Linked DNA regions of Homo sapiens: region 1 is linked to region 2. Evidence: read pairs that join two places in POLR2A ChIA-PET (ENCODE). Cell type or tissue: Panc1. All regions are shown on one strand. Each heading gives the region's core, and the rest is flanking DNA. Links, peaks and the distances in the headings are about the cores only.

What was found. ChIA-PET counts read pairs that join two places held together with the same protein. Peaks named below come from ENCODE experiments on the same cell type or tissue, not always from the same donor. Only the 100,000 strongest peaks of a DNase experiment are listed, where the experiment ranks them.
Region 1: POLR2A ChIA-PET joins it to region 2 with 14 read pairs; 2 of 35 experiments call an interaction of 5 or more read pairs at or near these places.

The regions. Positions count from the first base shown.
Region 1 is chr22:40,331,726-40,340,513 of GRCh38, forward strand. TNRC6B (trinucleotide repeat containing adaptor 6B) reads left to right here. Exons shown (of 23, transcript NM_001162501.2): 23 at 1-4,083. Among named protein-coding and RNA genes, the nearest start is that of ADSL, 10 kb to the right of the region's middle. RefSeq lists a silencer at 8,467-8,667. In Panc1, for the core only: no CTCF peak of the experiment used is centred there; no DNase peak of the experiment used is centred there.
Region 2 is chr22:40,697,829-40,706,616 of GRCh38, forward strand. No RefSeq gene overlaps it. Among named protein-coding and RNA genes, the nearest start is that of MCHR1, 23 kb to the left of the region's middle. In Panc1, for the core only: no CTCF peak of the experiment used is centred there; no DNase peak of the experiment used is centred there; H3K27ac peaks cover 306 bases.

The DNA of each region.
Region 1 (8,788 bases), core at 2,260-4,759, 370 kb before region 2:
TTGTAACTATGCATTCTGCAAAGGGGGTGGGGAGGAGAGGGCAGAAAGGGGAAGGGAGTAGCGTTGCATCCTTGTTCTTCAGTTTCTGTGTCCATGGTGTCCCCGTGTCCTGGAGGGGAAGGGGAGTGAGAGACGAATGTGGTAAGGTCAGCACAGTGAGATAGAGACCTCTGAGTCCTCTTGCCACTGTTGCTGGCAGGTCTGATGGCCAGGTAAATTCCAGGGGGCCTGCAGTTCCTGTCAACCAATGTGGTTCAGGATTCTTGATCCTAGCCGTGCAGTGTTAATCCAGTGCAGCAATGGAACTCCACAGGCTCCAGTGTTCTCTGGAAAAAGTACTCATCCTTTCCTGAATTCAGAGCCCTTCAAGCTCAGGAAACCACGCTTCACTCGTGCTGACCTGAAAGTTAATCTTTAGGTCGATTTTGAAAAACTCCGCCTCCTCTCTCCTTTTTAATATTTCTTTCTTCCTTTTTAATCATGTTTAAGTGAACTTACTCTTAGTTATAAGGAACTGTCCTGCTTTGTGGGGAAGAGGGCTGTTGCTTGTCAGGCAAAAAAGTTTTCTCTTCCTACCCACCATCCCTCTCTCTGCTTCCCTTGCATTTGGCAGGCTGTATGAAGCCAATGAGCTGCGAGGTGTTTTGACAGGGGAGGTCTGCATGCAGCCTCTTCTTTGTCCTAACAATTCCTTTGTTGATCTTGCCTGTGATGAATCATAGCGCCTGCATTGCTCTGGTCTAGGCATTATTTGCAACACACAGTATCGTAAGCGAGAGATTGTTCTGCCTATATTCAGTGTTTTCCATGCAGCAATTCTTCTTGTTGACGTTCACAGTACTGTAACGAGTAACAGACTTGATCACAGTCTCCTCGTGCCTGTGCAGGGCTGCACAGGCATGATCTTATCAGGGTTCCAATCTGTTAGATTGCCTTTAAACAAAAAAAACAACAAAAAAATAAAATCCTGACGTTTCAACTGTCTCACACAAAATAATACCTCGAGGTACATTTCCCCCTGCAATGTAAACCCTTAACTCCTCTCTCCTTTCTGACATCAGTGGATTATCCTTTTTAAAATATGAACATGTAAATAGCAGGATAACTTTAAAAAACATTTTCTTTGCTGTGAAAGTAACCCTAAAATATGTTTTCTTCTTTTGTATTTTTTTGGTTTTTGTTTTTAAGCCATCAGAAGTTTCAGATCTTTACTCTTTCATGTTTAAGAAGAAAGAGCAGAGGAGGTCGGGGGAGCCGGTTTGCATTTGTGTTGGAGGGGTGTTATCTCCATTGCCTCCCACACAGTGACAGCAGACCAGTATGTAAACCCTGTCTTGGCTGGGCGCGGTGGCTCACACCAGTAATCCCAGCACTTTGGGAGGCTGAGGCAGGCAGATCATCTGAGGTCAGGAGTTTAAGACCAGCCTGGCCAACATGGTGAAACCCCGTCTCTACTAAAAAATTAGCCGGACGCAGTGGCGCGCGCCTGTGGTCCCAGCTGCTCGGGAGGCTAAGGCAGGAGAATTGCTTGAACCCGGGAGACGGAGGTTGCGGTGAGCCGAGATTGCACCACTGCACTCCAGTGTGGGCAACAGAGCAAGACTTCGACTCAAAAACATAAAATAAACAAAAGACACACACACACACAAAAACCCTGTCTTAAATAGCTGCCATCTCTTCCAGCAATCTAGTGCCAGGGTAAGAAGTGTCTGAATTTCTCTCTTCCAGCAGATCCATCCCCTGCAGGGACTCCAGAATGTTCTCCACACAATACCTGGAGCTCTCAACCTTTCTTGGTTCAGACACACACATACACACCCCTTGAGTAACTCAGTATCATTTTGTAGTTCACAGAAGGATGTAGTCCCTGGCATTTTGGTTTGCACTGTAGAATCCATAGCCTTGTCACTTTGTTATGCTCTGGAAATGTACTGATTTCTTACTTGGGAGGAAACTTGTGTAAGGAGATGTGCAAACCACCCTGAAAGCCATGTGCATCCTCACCTCTTCCATTACCCCCTCCATGAGCTCGAAGCGACATTAAGTAGAGGGAAATGCTTTTAACAAATGCTGCTCATGTGGATCTGTCAGCTATTGCTTGCCTAGATTTGGGCACCCATGAAGCAGGGTTGGAATGGATCATTTTGAATTGCTTCTTTGCAGACACCCCCTTCGCCCCCATCTTTAAGATAAACCCTTTACTAGTCAAGAAGCCCTTTTCAGTTGGATCTCACTGATCTTGTATAGTGACGACTTCCTTTGAAGGAAGAAGCTTGATTATAAGTGCATGCATATTATCCACCCACCTTCTGATTTGGGCACTGTTCACCTTGGAATTTTATTTATTTTGTTTATCTGGAGGCCCTTTTTCTATCAGTCTCTGATCCCTCATGGGTTCTGCCTGCCCTTGTATCTCTTGTACAATGCTCCCAAAGGGCTTTGCTGATCTCTGCACTTCTTTCCTGGGACACTCCCCCCACCACCACCCTTTGCACACACCAGTGACCAAAGTGTATGCAGTGATCTCACAGAAGACATCAAAAATGGTGCATGCACCGTGAATGTGCTCACAGAGACACGTGCACAAGATTCTGCACCCTTGGCCTTAATCTCAGTATGACTTAAGGTGCAGGAACATTTTTAACAGGTTTTAAAAAAACAAAAAACCCTTCTGGGAGGAAAAAAATAAAAAGCAGATACAACAGCTCAACTGTTCCCACTCCTAACTCTCCACTATGTGCTTATAACTTCACATTCTATGCCCTCCCCGCCACCCACCTCATCCCTGTTCTGCGTAACCAAAAAACAGACAACAAAAGCAACCTGAGGAGAGGTTTCTGGACTATTTTATCTGTCTCCATTTAGATGGAGATATAAATGCTGCTTTGGGTTCCATAATCCTAGGGGGCTATGTTTACATAGTAAAATACATCCTACCAAATCAGGAAACAGTGAATAATGGGAGTCACTTCACAGAGACGCAGGAGGACCTGGGGGGCGTAGCAGAGGAGGATAGGTAGAGAAGTACCATTTTAATTATTTGTGACTTGTGGCTTCCTTCCTCCTCTCCTCCTCCCTCCACGTCTCTCTTTGCCCCCTTTAGACAGAAGGTGCAGAAAAGGGCATCAAAAAGAGGCTGGATTTTTTAAAAGGCAGCTTTCCAACTTTGCACACAAACAGGTAACAGGAAGGTACAGCAAAAATCCTCTCATCTGAAACACTGTCAGCAGAAACAAAACCTGTAAAAATGACTAATCAGCTGCACATATTGATGCTCTCTGCAAGTTACCTTTAAGTGTTTTTTTTTTCTTATACTTGAAGTTGCTTTTACGATATTATTTTGGTGGCTTTCTTTTCTCTCTTTGATGGGCAATAGAGGAAGTAGATAATGGGATTTAAGGACGCCTGGGGGAGAAAAGGGAGGATGTGGCATTGTCTTTTTTTTTTTTTTTTTTTTTTTTTTTAGCATAGAGGTTTAATCAAACTCCCATATGTTGAAATTGCTCCTCATATTACTGGTTTTACATGGACACAGAAACTAGGCACTTTAGAGGTGCACTTGCATGGCAGGCTGGGCCCCCTTTTCTATATTTTATTTTCCTTTTTAGTATAGTGGTACTTAAAATCACTGGTTCACTTAAAAAAACAAACAATAAAATGTTAAACTCTACTAATGTACAAATAAGCTGAAAAGTTGCATTTTATGTGTATTTTTTGCCATAGCAGGTACTGTATTTCTCATGCTGGATTTCAAAAAAAAAAAAAAAAGTATCAAAAACAAAAAAAACTAAAGGGTGGTGTTTTATTGGATTGTGACAGGTTGAGTAATAAGGAATTAAGTCGTCGTCATTTCATTAAAACTGAGAGATGATGTAATGCATATATAAGAGTTTTCTGAAGGGTTTTTTTTGGGCTTTTAAACAGCTTATTTTTGTTTTTGTTTAGTTTTTTTATTTTATTTTATTTTGGAAAGATATGATTGTATTATGTGCAACTCAGTTGCTTACATTATAACTACAAAATATTTTTGGGTTCCTGGAAAAAAAAGAAAAAAGACTAATAAATGTGTTTGGCTGCTAAGCATTTACTATTGTGGTTTCCTGTTTTATTCTGCCAGTTTAATTTGCTCATTTGTTGAATGTTTATATATTTTTTCTTATTCTTCTCTCCCTGCTCCACATGTAAAAGCTGTCAGAAATTCAACATTTGAATTTGGGCCGCAACTCTGTCTACCTTGTCTTGTCATGTTTTTGTTAGGGTTGTTGGGTTGGCTGGTTGGTTTGTGCTGCTCACCGCCTGCCCCAATGCTGAACATGGTCTGCCACAGTGCAGGGTTCAAATTCTCTAAGAGAAATTAATGTTCTCCTTCTACCTTTGGCTGTTGTCTTGTTTAATCATAATTTGCACTTGGAATGAGAACACGAGAAGAGAGAAGAGGCCTGCCTAGAGTTCTGCTGCCACAGTGCAGGGTTCAAATTCTCTAAGAGAAATTAATGTTCTCCTTCTACCTTTGGCTGTTGCCTTGTTTAATCATAATTTGCACTTGGAATGAGAACACGAGAAGAGAGAAGAGGCCTGCCTAGAGTTCTGCTGCATCCCACTGCTGCAGTGCCCAGGGATGATAACCAGCGAGTTAGCTTTGTCCAGAAAATGCCATGCTGAGTGCCCGTCTGCCCTGCTTCGGGTGCCGCAACACTGCTGAGGAGCATGATAACCGCAACCATTAGGCTAGATTTTCCCCATCTCCGATGTATTTATGGTTAGCTGCTAAAATAGAGACTTGTGAGATATGTAATTGTGAAACACCTCTAGAATGGTAAAGAGGAAGAATGGACAGGAACTAATACTTACTCATTTCCAGATGCTTTTGTATCTGATTTTATTCTCAGAATGCTGTGAGAAAGATCATTAGGAAGCTGAGGCTCAGAATTTCTTATTTTTATTTTTATTTTTATTTATTTTTGTTTTTGTTTTTTTGAGACGGAGTCTCACTCTGTCGCCCAGGCTGGAGTGCAGTGGCGTGATCTCAGCTTACCACAACCTCTGCCTCTGGGTTCAAGCGATTCTCCTGCCTCAGCCTCCTGAGTAGCTGGGACTACAGACACGCGCCACCACACCCGGCTAATTTTTGTATTTTTAGTAGAGACAGGGTTTCACCATGTTGGCCAAGCTGGTTTCGAACTCCTGATCTCAGGTGATCCGCTCACCTCAGCCTCCCAAAGTGCTGGGATTACAGGCATGAGCCACTGTGCCCATCCGGCTCAGAATAATTTAAGTAGCCAATAGAAGTTTGCATTGATTGAGTGCTTACTATAAGCTGAGCACTATTCTAAGCATGTGATGTATATGCATTCTGTTAACTGAAACTCATTGTCACGGGTGAAACCAAAATAGGAGACCAGATTGGATTCAAAAGTTATACCAAGGCCGGGCGCAGTGGCTCATGCCTGTAATCCTAGTATTTTGGGAGGCCAAGGTGGGCAGATCACTGGAGGTCCGGAGTTCGAGACCAGACAGGCCAACATGGTGAAAACCCATCTCCACTAAAAATACAAAAATTAGCCGAGTGTGGTGGTGCGTGCCTGTAATCCCAGATACTTGGGAGCCTGAGACAGGAGAATCACTTGAACCCGGGAGGCAGAGATTGCAGTTAGGTGAGATCGCACCATTGCACTTCAGCCTGGGCAACAAAGCGAGACTCCGTCTAAAAAAATAAAGTGACACCCAATTGCGTCTGCTGAAAAATCCCTGGATTTCTGAGAAAAAGATCTTAAGGCCTGTTGTACAAAGTGGTAGAGCCATCCCGTCTGTCACCACAAAAGAAGTAAACCTTGAAAAACGGGTAAGAAGAGACGCACCAGATGTTCAAAAACACGGAGGGCCTGCCTGTCACAGGTAGGTGCTCTTATTGAGGAATACAGATCACTGCAGAGACTGTAAAGACCTTTGTTACCAAAGGCTTTGTTTTAAATTTGAATTATTTTAAAAATGTGTAAATGGCTAAGGAGTAATATATTGTAGAATTAAAGGTGATTGTTTAGACCTTAACGTCTGACCCAGTTTTCCTCACCAGAGATGTGTCCTTCCATCACCTTGGGTGAGTTTAGTGTCCACATGGAAAATCCACCTATAACCTGGGCTTCTCAACCCTTCCTCCAGCCCACCCCAGTCACACATACCCATGCTCACCCAAAACTGCTCCCCACCAGAGTCACTAATTTTAGCATCCTGGACCATGACCTCCTCTCCTTCCAACTGGATCCCACTCCTCTGGCTATGTTGACTTCATCAACCATACCCGCCTAATCCGGTTTAGATTCTGTAGCCTGTAATTTCAGTAACACGCTTGCTAATACCCATACTTTACCTGCCGCTCTGTTTTCTTGACACCTGTCTGACCACATTCCCACTTTGGAAAAACTCTGTCCCCCAGCACCCAAAAGCAGCCCAGCATTGCTGGAAAAAAAAGTCACTACAGGGCATATGAGGACTCCTGTAAATCCACTGTAACGTACCCCCTAGTGAGACCTTGACACTGTCCAGCAGGCTACCTGTGTTCCTCTAATCAGCTCACTCTACCACTTCTTTCCCAATTATGTGGTTTTTTTAGAGGCAAGGTCTGTGTTGCCCACGCTAGAGTGTAGTGGTGTGATCATAGCTCACTGTAACCTCGACCTTCTGGGTTCAAGTGATCCTCCTGCCTCAACCCCTGGAGTAGCTAGGATTACAGGTGTGTGCCACCACACCTGACTAATTTTTTGTAGAGATGAGGTCTCACTGTGTTGCCCAGGCTGGCCTTATCCTCCTGCCTAAGCCTCCCAAAGTGCTGGGATTACAAAAGTGAGCCACCATGTGCAGCTACCCTTCCCAATTTAAGACCTTTTCTGATTTCAAATCTTAACCCCCTTTCTCTCTCAACTGAAGACTTTGCCTACTAGTACACAGATAAAATTAGAGATATCAGAAAAATGCCCTCAAATTCCTGCTTCCACACTATGAGAAAGATCTGTCTCCCTTCTTTTTCTGGTTCCTTCGTTGCTCAGGATCCTTCCTTTCTTGCTTTCTGGTAACTTTTACCTCCGTTACCCATTCTCTCTCCATGTGTTCACTGGGGCCCTCGCTCCCTCCACATGCTCAAGTCCATCCCATGATAAAGATCATATTCCAGCTGCTGCCTTACCAACTGCTGCCACATTTTTACTCTCCAGAAATGTTCTCCCTTCCCCTTACAGTCTTCCAATCTGGTTTCTACCCCTATCATTTCACTAAAAGAGCTTTCTTGAAGGTCACTAACAATCTCCCTAAGTCCAGTGGACATGACCATTTGCCTGTTGAGACCACAAATCCTAGATTTCCTTCTGTCTTCTGATGCGTTCCTCTGTCTCCTGTATCTCTCATACTTTCATCCTCTTACCTAGCCAGGAAATGTTGGGTTGCATCAGTGCTCAAACCCAGGCCCTCCTTTGTTTGCTGTATACTAGGGTCTTACTCTGTTGTCCAGGCTGGAGTGCAGTGGCACAGTCATAGCTCATAGCAGCCCCCAAGTCCTGGGCTCAAGTGATCCTCCTGTCCCAGCCTCCCAAGTAGCTGGGACTACAGGCATGCACCACCATGACCGGCTAATTAAAAAAGAATTTTTTTTTTTTTTTTTGTAGAGACAGGATCTTGCAGTTTTGCTTAGGCTGGTCTCAAACTCCTGGCCTCCAGCGATCCTCCCACTTTGGCCTCCCCCTAAGTGCTGGATTACAGTCATGAGCCATCACGCCAGCCCGTTCCTTTTTCTTAGTTACACCAAGCTCATGCCCCCTCAAGGCTGTTAACACTTGTTTCTTGTGCCTGGAATGCTCTTTCCCCTGGATCTTTGCCTAGTCTCTGACCAAATGTGAGACCTTACCCGATTATCCTATCCAAAAATGGTTGTCACAACTCTCAAACCCACCCTGTTTCTCTCTATGCTCGTCTTGCTATATTTTCTTCATAAAACTTAACCACTCCGTAAAATTGTCTTATTTCTTCATTTTCCATCTCCCTTATTGGAATATAAGCACCAAAAAGGGCAGGTTCACCTCCTCCAGGGCCTAAAGCCTCTGGCTTTAACCATCTATGTGTGAATGACTCCTAAATTCATATCCAACCCTTACCATTGAGCTCCAGACCTGTATATGTAATTGTCTACTCAACATTTCCAAGCACTTGGCTATCTTTTTTTTTTTTTTTCTTTTTGAGACGGGAGTCTCACTCAGTCACCCAGGCTGGAGCGCAGTGGCACGATCTCAGCTCATTGCAACCTCCGCATCCCGGGTTCAAGCGATTCTCCTGCCTCAGCCTCCCAGTGGCTGGGATTACAGGCGCCCGCCACCATGCCCGGCTAATTTTTTTGAATTGTTAGTAGAGACTGGGTTTCACCATTTTGGCCAGGCTGGTCTCGAACCCCTGACCTCAAATGATTCGCCTGCCTTGGCCTCCCAAAGTGCTGGGAGCACTTAGCTTATCTTAATGATACTGCAAACTCAATAAATCCAAAGCAGAATTTGACCTGTCTGCATGCCCCACCCCCAACCCTGTAGTAACTGACATCATCATCCACCCAACAATAAAACCTAAAAACCTAGGAGGATTCTTGGACTCTGCTGCTTCCTTTCCTTCCTTAACTAATTCTTCACCAAGCTGGGTTGATTGTACCTCTTCATCTCTTTTCCTCCTTTCTTTGGCCACTTCCTTTGTCCACGCTAGATCACCTACGCCATTAGGTCTTAACCAGTTCACTGCATTAGCCTGGCTGGTTTCT
Region 2 (8,788 bases), core at 3,759-6,258:
TACCAAAAATCACTGAATCATACACTTTAAAAGTATGTGAATAAAGAATTCACACACTTTATGGTATGTGAATAAAGAATTCACATACTTTATGGTATGTGAATTTTATCTCCATTTTAAAAAGTGTCAGAGCATGCAGAGCTGAGGAAGGCAGAGACTGTGAGGGAGGTGACGGGGCGAAGAGAGCAGTAATGACCATAATAACCAGGATGGCTAACAGTCAGCAAGTGCTGGCTATACATCAGGCACCAGGCTAAGTAGTTTACACAAATTATCCTACTTAATCCCCACAACAACTCTCTAAAGCAGGATCTAATAGTACCCTCATTTTATAAATGGGGAAATTGAGACCCTAGAAAGGGTAAGTGACCTATCAATGGTGCACCTGCAAAGTGGCTGAACCAAAGGTGGTCTATGGCCAAAGCTGCGCCACAGCACAACGCTGCCTTGTGCAAATGACCACACACAGGACAGAATGTAAAAGGCAGAGTCAAGGTTACAAGGTGCTGGGAGAGGCAGAAGAAGTCTTCATATCCCACTGGGGATCCAGGACATTGGAAAAGGATTTTGAAGGGTAGATAGGACTTGGACAAGCAGAGATAGAGAAGAGCAAGTTTTAGACAAGTGGCAATAACTTGAGCAAGTAGGTAAAAGTGGGAAGGTTGGGTGTGTTTATACCAGGTACCATGGCTCATGCTTGTAATCTCAGCATTTTGCGAGGCCGAGGTGGGCAGATCGCTTAAGCCCAAGAGTTTGAGACCAGCCTGGGCAACAAAGCAAGATCCGGTTTCTACGAAAGAAACAAAATAAAATTTAACCAGGTGTGGTGGCATATGGCTGTGGCCCCAGCTACTTGGAAGGCTGAGGCAGGAGGATCACCTGAGCCTGGGAGGTGGATGCTACAGTGAGCTGTGACTGTGACATTGCACTCCAGCCTGGGTGACAGAGTGAGACCTTGTCTCAAAAACAAACAAAAAACAAAAAAACCCACACACATTTTTTTTGGTGAAATTATGGGTGGCCACCTAACATGCATGTCCCCTTCCTCTTGACTACCAGAACCCCCAGGCGATGGACCATGAGTAGTCTAAGCCCTATCAGGACAATCCAGCCTCCAGGGTTCCCTGCCTTCATTGCAACTAAGAGTGATCCACAGGACCTAAGCAGAGAACTACTGTGGGAACTTCTGGAAAAAGGTTTTCTTTTCTCTCTCTCTTTTTTTTTTTTTTTTTGAGAGAGAGTTTCACTCTTGTCACCCAGGCTGGAGTGCAATGGCACGATCTCGACTCACTGCAACCTCCACCTCCCAGGTTCAAGCAATTCTCCTGCCTCAGCCTCCCAAGTAGCTGGAATTACAGACGCCTGCCACCACGCGCAGCTAATTTTTTGTATTTTTAGTAGAGACGGGGTTTCACCGTATTGGCCAGGCTGGTCTTGAACTCCTGATCTCAGGTGATCCGCCCACCTCGGCCTCCCAAAGTGCTGGGATTACAGGCATGAGCCACTGTGCCTGTCTCAGAAAAAGGTTTTCTTTCCTCATAAAAGAAAACAGATAAGGTTGGTACTAGCCGGGCTCTTCCTCCTTTCTCCCTGTCTTGAATGCAGACGCAACGTCTGAAGGTGCACATATTGTCTTGGGACCCTAAGAATACAAACCGAAATACTAAGGTTGATGAGGCAAGAAGGCAAAGAACAGGGGTACTGGCCGGGCGTGGTGGCTCACACCTGTAATCCCAGCACTTTGGGAGGCCGAGGCAGATGGATCACCTGAGGTCAAGAGTTTAAGACCAGCCTGGCCAACATGGGGAAACCCTGTCTCTCCTAAAAAATTCAAAAATTAGCCGGGTGTGGTGGTAGGCGCCTGTAATCCCAGCTACTCGGGAGACTGAGGCAAGGAAAATTGCTTGAACCGGGAGATGGAGGTTGCAGTGAGCCAAGATCACACTACTGCACTCTAGCCTGGGCGACGCAGCAAGACTCTGTCTCAAAAAAAAAAAAAAAAAAAAAAAGAACAGGGTACCCAAGGCATCACTGATTTGTGGAACAAACACCATCTTCTAGACTTCCTGTTGTGCAAGAAAAATAAATCTGTATTTGTTTAAGCAACTTTTCTGTTAATTGCCAGTCAAAGGCAACCCCTAACTTACACAGAAGTGGTAAATATACTACTTTGGCTGGGGTGCAATAAACTTGCCTCTTATTCTTCCTCTAATTATTCCATTAGATAAACTCTTAGCAGTGGAATTAAATCTAATCAAATGGTATAGTGGACATTCAGTTTTGTCTTCCTAGACTCCATAACCCATTCCTGACAATATCCTGAACTTCCAACCTTGTGGTTTAGAAAGTACTGACTTCATCCCAGCTCCAGGGATGGGCCCTCACTGGCTTTAACCAATCACCTCAGCCTCCCAAGTAGCTGGGACTACAAGCATATACCACCACCCCTGTCTAATTTATTTTAAAAGCTATTTGAAGTGTGTTTTCTGTTACTTGAAATGAGGATGCCCTAAGTGTTAAGAAAGTTATAAACATTTTTAGGATCAGGTCGGTGTATTGGTGCTGTGGACTGAATTGTGTCCTCTAAAAATTCCTAGGTTGAAGCTGAAGGAGTGAAGTATGTGCCATCCCAAAATATGCCAAATTGGTATGTTGATTATTTCGTTGAAAACATTGGAGGGGCCAGGCGTGAGTGCCTGTAATCCCAGCGCTTTGGGAGACAAAGGCAGGAGGATCACTTGAGCTCAGGAGTTCGAGGCCAGCCTGGGCAACAAAGTGAAACCCTTTCTCTATATTAACAACAACAAAAAAAGACACCTGTAATCCCAGCACTTTGGGAGGCCAAGGCAGGTGGATCACCTGAGCTCAGGAGTTGGAGACCAGCCTGGCCAACATGGTGAAACCCCGTCTCTACTAAAAAATACAAAAATTAGCTGGGCATGGTGGCATGCACCTGTAATCCCAGCTATTCTGGAGGCTGAGGCAGGAGAACCACTTGAACCCAGCAGGCGGAGGTTGCAGTGAGCCAAGATCATGCCACTGCACTCCAGCCTGGGCAACAGAGTGAGACTGTCTCAAGAAAAAAAAAAAAAGAAAAAAAAAGAAAACTTTGGAGAAAATGTGGTTTCAGAAAGGGTGAGCTGACCTGTCTCTTCCTGCATGCAGCAAGCCATAAGGATTCCTCTGGGAGGGGTACACTCCCCTTATCAGGGGGGTGAAAATATCCCTTATCACCAGAGACTGGAAGTTGGGGGCTGCAGTGCAGTGGACCTGAACAACTATACTTCATGAAGTAACCTTTATTTTCTTTTCCTTTTTTTTTTTTTTTGAGACAGAATCTGTCTCACCCAGGCTGGAGTGCAATGGCACAATCTCGGCTCACTGCAACCTCTGCCTCCCGGGTTTAAGAGATTCTCCTGCCTCAGCCTCCCGCGTAGCTGGGATTACAGGCATGCACCAACAGGCCTGGCTAATTTTTGTACTTTTAGTAGAGATGGGGTTTCACCATTTTGGCCAGGCTGGTCTCAAACTCCTGACCTCAGATGATCCGCCTGCCTCGGCCTGCCAGAGTGCTGGGATTACAGGTATGAGCCACTGCACCTGGCGCCCGAAATGACCTTTCTATTCTGCTGGTTGTATACCCTCCCATACATCTCCCGGTGACTCCCTTAGAAATTTACTGCCCGTAACCAGATCCCTTTTGCCCTGTTATTTCTTCTCAAATGTATTGTTCTTTGTCGAAAAAGTATAAATGCATCTTACTTTGGCCACTTCTTCAGACTTCACTCTTGTGAAGATCCCTGTGTACATGGAAAACTAATAAAGCTTATATGCTTTTATCTTGCTACTCTGCCTTGTGTCAATTTGGTCTCTAGATATAGCTGAGAGCCCACATAAGAGGCACATGAGGTTGGAGGTGATCTCTCACTCTGCTGCAAAACAAAGCCCTAACCCCCAAATGTGTTAGTATCTGGAGATGGAGTCTTTGGGAAGCGATCCGGTTTAGAGGAAGTCTTGAGGGTGTGGCCCTTATAAGAAGAGACATCAGAAAGCTTGCTTCCCCTCTGCCTCTCTCCACCTGCACACTTCTGTGAGGATACAGAAGACTGATGTCTGCAAGCCAGAAAGAGTCTTTTATTTATTTATTTATTTTTGAGATGGAGTCTCACTCTGTCACCCAGGCTGGAGTGCAGTGGCACAATTTCAGCTCACTATACTTTCTGAAGTAACCTTTCTTTTTTTTTTTGAGACAGAATCTCCCTCTTTCGCCCAGGCTGGAGGGCAATGGCGCAATCTCGGCTCACTGCAACCTCCACCTCCCGGGTTCAAGCGATTCTCCTGCCTCGGCCACCTGAGTAGCTAGGATTACAGGTGCCCACAACCAAGCCCAGCTAAATTTTGTATTTTTAGTAGAGATGGGGTTTCACCATGTTGGCCAGGCTGGTCTTGAACTCCTGACCTCAGGTGATCCGCCCACCTCGGCCTCCCAAAGTGCTGGGATTACAGGCATGAACCACCACACCCGGCCAAGTCTGGCCAGGAAGAGAATCCTCAGCAGGAATGCAATTGGCTGGCACTTTGATCTGGGACTTCCCAGCCTCCAGAATCAGGAGAAATAAATGCCTGTTGTTTAAGCCGCCCGGTATTTTATTATATCAGCCTGAGCTGACTAAGATGATTTGTGAGAGCTTTTTTTGTTGTTGTTGTAAATGTTAGAAATTTAACTCTGATTTGAGCAAAAAGGGGGAATGTATTGGCTTATTAAAGGGAAACGTTGAGGACTAGATCTGGCTTTAAGTCATGACTGGATCCAAGGGCTCAAGGCCATCGGGACAGACATTCCCTTTCTCTCTTCCTCACATTTTATTTTATTTTATTTATTTATTTTTTGAGATGGAGTCTCGCTCTGTCATCCAGGCTGGAGTGCAGTGGTGCAATCTCAGCTCACTGCAACCTCTGCCTCCCAGGTTCAAGCAGTTCTCTGCCCCAGCCTCCCGAGTAGCTGGGATTACAGGCCCTCGCCACCACGCCCAGCTAATTTTTTTTTTTTTTTTTTTTGTATTTTTAGTAGAGACAGGGTTTCACCATCTTGGCCAGGCTGGTCTTGAACTCCTGACCTGTGATCCACCCACCTCAGCCTCCCAAAATGCTGGGATTACAGGCGTGAGCCACCGCGCCCACCCTCTTCCTCACGATTTATCTCTCCTCACTGTCTGGCTCAGTTTTCCTCTCTTTTGGCTTCCTTCTCATAGGGGATGTTCTCCCAAGTGGTAGCAAAGATGGTGCCCAGCAGGCATGTAAACTTGCCTTGTTCCTACTGGCAGCAGCTCCAGGAATTAGCATATCTTCTTTCCTGCTACCCGGTACTCCTTGCCACCTTTCTCCCCAGTGTCTGTTTCAAACCCTGAATAAGCCTCTGATTGGTCCTGTATGAGTTACATATCTTCCCACTTCCACCCAATCAAGCATGAAAACCAGAGAAGTGGAACACACTTATTGGCTAGGATCAGTCACATGGGTATCCCCACTGTGTCCTTGTCTGTGTCTCAGCTTGATACATTCTGTGTTCTCAGATCCTCCTGGGGTCTGTTTTGCAACATGTGACAAGAAAGTAATCTGGGCTTGTTGAAGTGGCTCATGCCTGTAATGCCAACACTTTGTGAGGCCAAGGCAGGAGGATCACTTGAGCCCAGGAGTTTGAGACCAGCCTGGACAACATAGGAAGACCCCATCTCTATTAGAAACAAAGAAAGTTTAAAGTAGATTTAGAGGTTGAAAAAAAAATAAGAAGAAAGAAAGTAACCTGGTTGCAATTACGTGGTTGTAACAGCAGCCTGGAGACAAACCAATTCATTGCAAAAGGGAAAAACGAGAGAGTTTGGTTCATGGCAGTTCTGCTGTCTCTCTATCCTAGTCTCTCCAGAAAAAAAGGCCCAAAAGCTAAATGCCGGCAACATTACCAACCCTGGACAAAGCTCTTACTTGCCAGACAAATGGACTTTGGGCACATGCTGCCTGGCACCTCTGCCTTGCATGGTGTCCCCTCGGGTCAGCCCACCCTCCCTGCACTAACCATCTGAGACCAGCTGGCTGGCACAGCAGGCCCACCCAAGCCTGGAGAGTGGCTGCCCCGCCTCAGCCTGGCCGCCAGCCAATAAGAGCTTTGCCAGAGCTTATACATTTCTGGTGGCCTCCCCAACTCTCTTTCCTTCCTTCCTTGGGAAATGGAGTAAAGAGCAAGAAACCAGAAATTAAGAAAAATCTTCTGAAGGAAACGGGGAAGGGAATCTTAAATGCCATCCATCTTTTCGGTAAAGCACTCCTAAATGTGACCAGTCCCCTGCTGTCTCCATCTCCTTGACCACTCAGTCGACCACTCTCTACTTTATTTATTTATTGAGACAGAGTCTCACTCTGTTGCCCAGGCTGGAGTGCAGTGCCACAATCTTGGCTCACCGCAACCTCCACCTCCCTGGTTCAAGCAATTGTCCTGCTTCAGCCTCCCAAGTAGCTGGGACCACAGGCACGTACCACTACACCCAGCTAATTTTCATATATATATATATATATATATATATATATATATTTTTTTTTTTAGTAGAGATATATATGTTTATATATATATATTTTTAGTAGATATATATATCTATATATATAGATATATATATATTTTTTTAGTAGAGAAAGGGTTTCACCAAATTGGCCAGCCTGGTCTCGAACTCCTGGCCTCAAGTGTTCCTCCCGCCTTGGCCTCCCAAAGTGCCGAGATTACAGGCATGAGCCACCTCTTTACTGATGCCTCTCAAATCCTTATCTCCCTTTCTGACCCCCTGGTTCGAATATTTCCATCTGTTCACATGACAATTCTATCATCCCAGACTCAATAAAGTGAAACCATTTTCCATTATCTTTCTACCACTTACCATCCACACTAACTTACTCTCTAAAATTCCCCATTTCTAGGCCGGGAGCAGTGGCTCATACCTGGAATGCCAGCACCTTGGGAGGCTGAGGCAAGCGGATTGCTTTGAGCTCAGGAGTTTGAGACCAGCCTGGCCAACAAGGTGAAACCCTATCTCCACAAAAATACAAAAATTAGCTAGGCATTGGTGACTTGTGCCTGTAGACCCAGCTACTTGGGAGGCTGAGGCTGGAGAACCACTTGAACCTGAGATGTGGAGGTTGCAGTGAGTTGAGATCATACCACTGCACTCCATCCTGGTGACAGAGTGAGACTCATTCTCAAAAGAATAAAATTAAAAACAAAAAAATCCCCCATTTCCATTCAGGATATTCTGTCCCTTGCTCTTCATTCCTAAAAAGAACAAACTATTTTTCTCTACACACTCACTGTAGTTTCTCTACCATACTTTGCTTCTGACACCAAATTTGTAAGAAGTTCTCCCACATCAAACAATGCTCCAATTAGCATCAGGGGATGCTGACCAGGTGTCTTACAATTAAACTCGATTCTGACACGAAGTGCCTGGAGTTAGTGGAGACCCCACAGGTTAAGGGCTCAGTCCCACAAGACTCCTCCCAACCTCGGTTGCCAATTGATAGTGGCTGGGCCCGCGGTTACTCAAAACCTCTATCTGACTTGGCTACAAATCAGAGGTTCCCTCGATCCCCCTCTTCAGGTTCAGTTATTTACTAGAACAGCTCAAAGAACCCAGGAAAAGTTTACTTCCTATTACAGATTTTTTACAAAGGCTATTTTATTTATTTACTTATTTATTTTTGAGACAAGGTCTTGCTCTGTTACCCAGGCTGGAGTGCAGTGGCGTGATCTCGGCTCACTGCAACCTCTGTCTCCCGGGTTCAAGCAAGTCTCCTGCCTCAGCCTCCCAAGTAGCTGGGATTACAGGTGTGACACCACACCTGGCTAATTTTTGTATTTTTAGTACAGATGGGGGTTTCACCACGTCAGCCAGGCTGGTCTCGAATTCCTGACTTCGAGTGATTGGCCCTCCTCAGCCTCCCAAAGTGCTGGGATTATAGGTGTGAGCCATCGTGTCCAGCCTACAAAGGATATTTTAAAGGTACAAATGAACAGCCAGGGGAAGAGATACCCGGGATGAGGTCCAGAAGGGTCCCAAGCACAAGAGCTTCCATCCCCTTGGAGTTTAGGGTACGCCGCCCTCCCCGCACGTGGATGCCTTCTTGTTCATCAACTTAGAACCCTTCAGGTTAGGGTTTCTATGGAGCCTTGATTGATTAAATCATTGACCATTGGCGACCGGCTCAACCCTTTGGGAGGGTGTGGCTGAGAATTCCAACCCTGTAATCATTTGGTTGGCTCCCCCAGCTCCCAGCCTTCATCCTTAGGGACTTCCCTAAATCACCTCATTAACATAAACTCGGGTGTGGGCCAAAGGTGCTTGTGATGAATAACAGAAGATTCTCCTTTCAATCCTTCTGGAGCTATTTCAGGAACTAGGAACGAAAAGCAAATATGATAACACCAGATGCTCCTTTTGGTTTCTATCCCTTAGAAAGTAACAAAGGTATTAGGATCTCTGGCCAGGAGCCTTATATTACATTATTTCACACATTTATTCCTTCCATCTGATTTCTGGTCTCAGAAATACCTAGGTTTATGCCCCAGGATGGCCATAGACTTGCTGTGTGACTTTCAACAAGTCACTTAACCTCTCTGAACTTTTTAAAAAGTCTGTAAAAATGGAAATCTGAATACATTCCTTGTAGGGTTGTTGTGAGAACTGACGTGTATATAAAGTAGCACAGAATAGGTGCCCCCCAAAAAACCTTCATTCTCCTCTTCCCT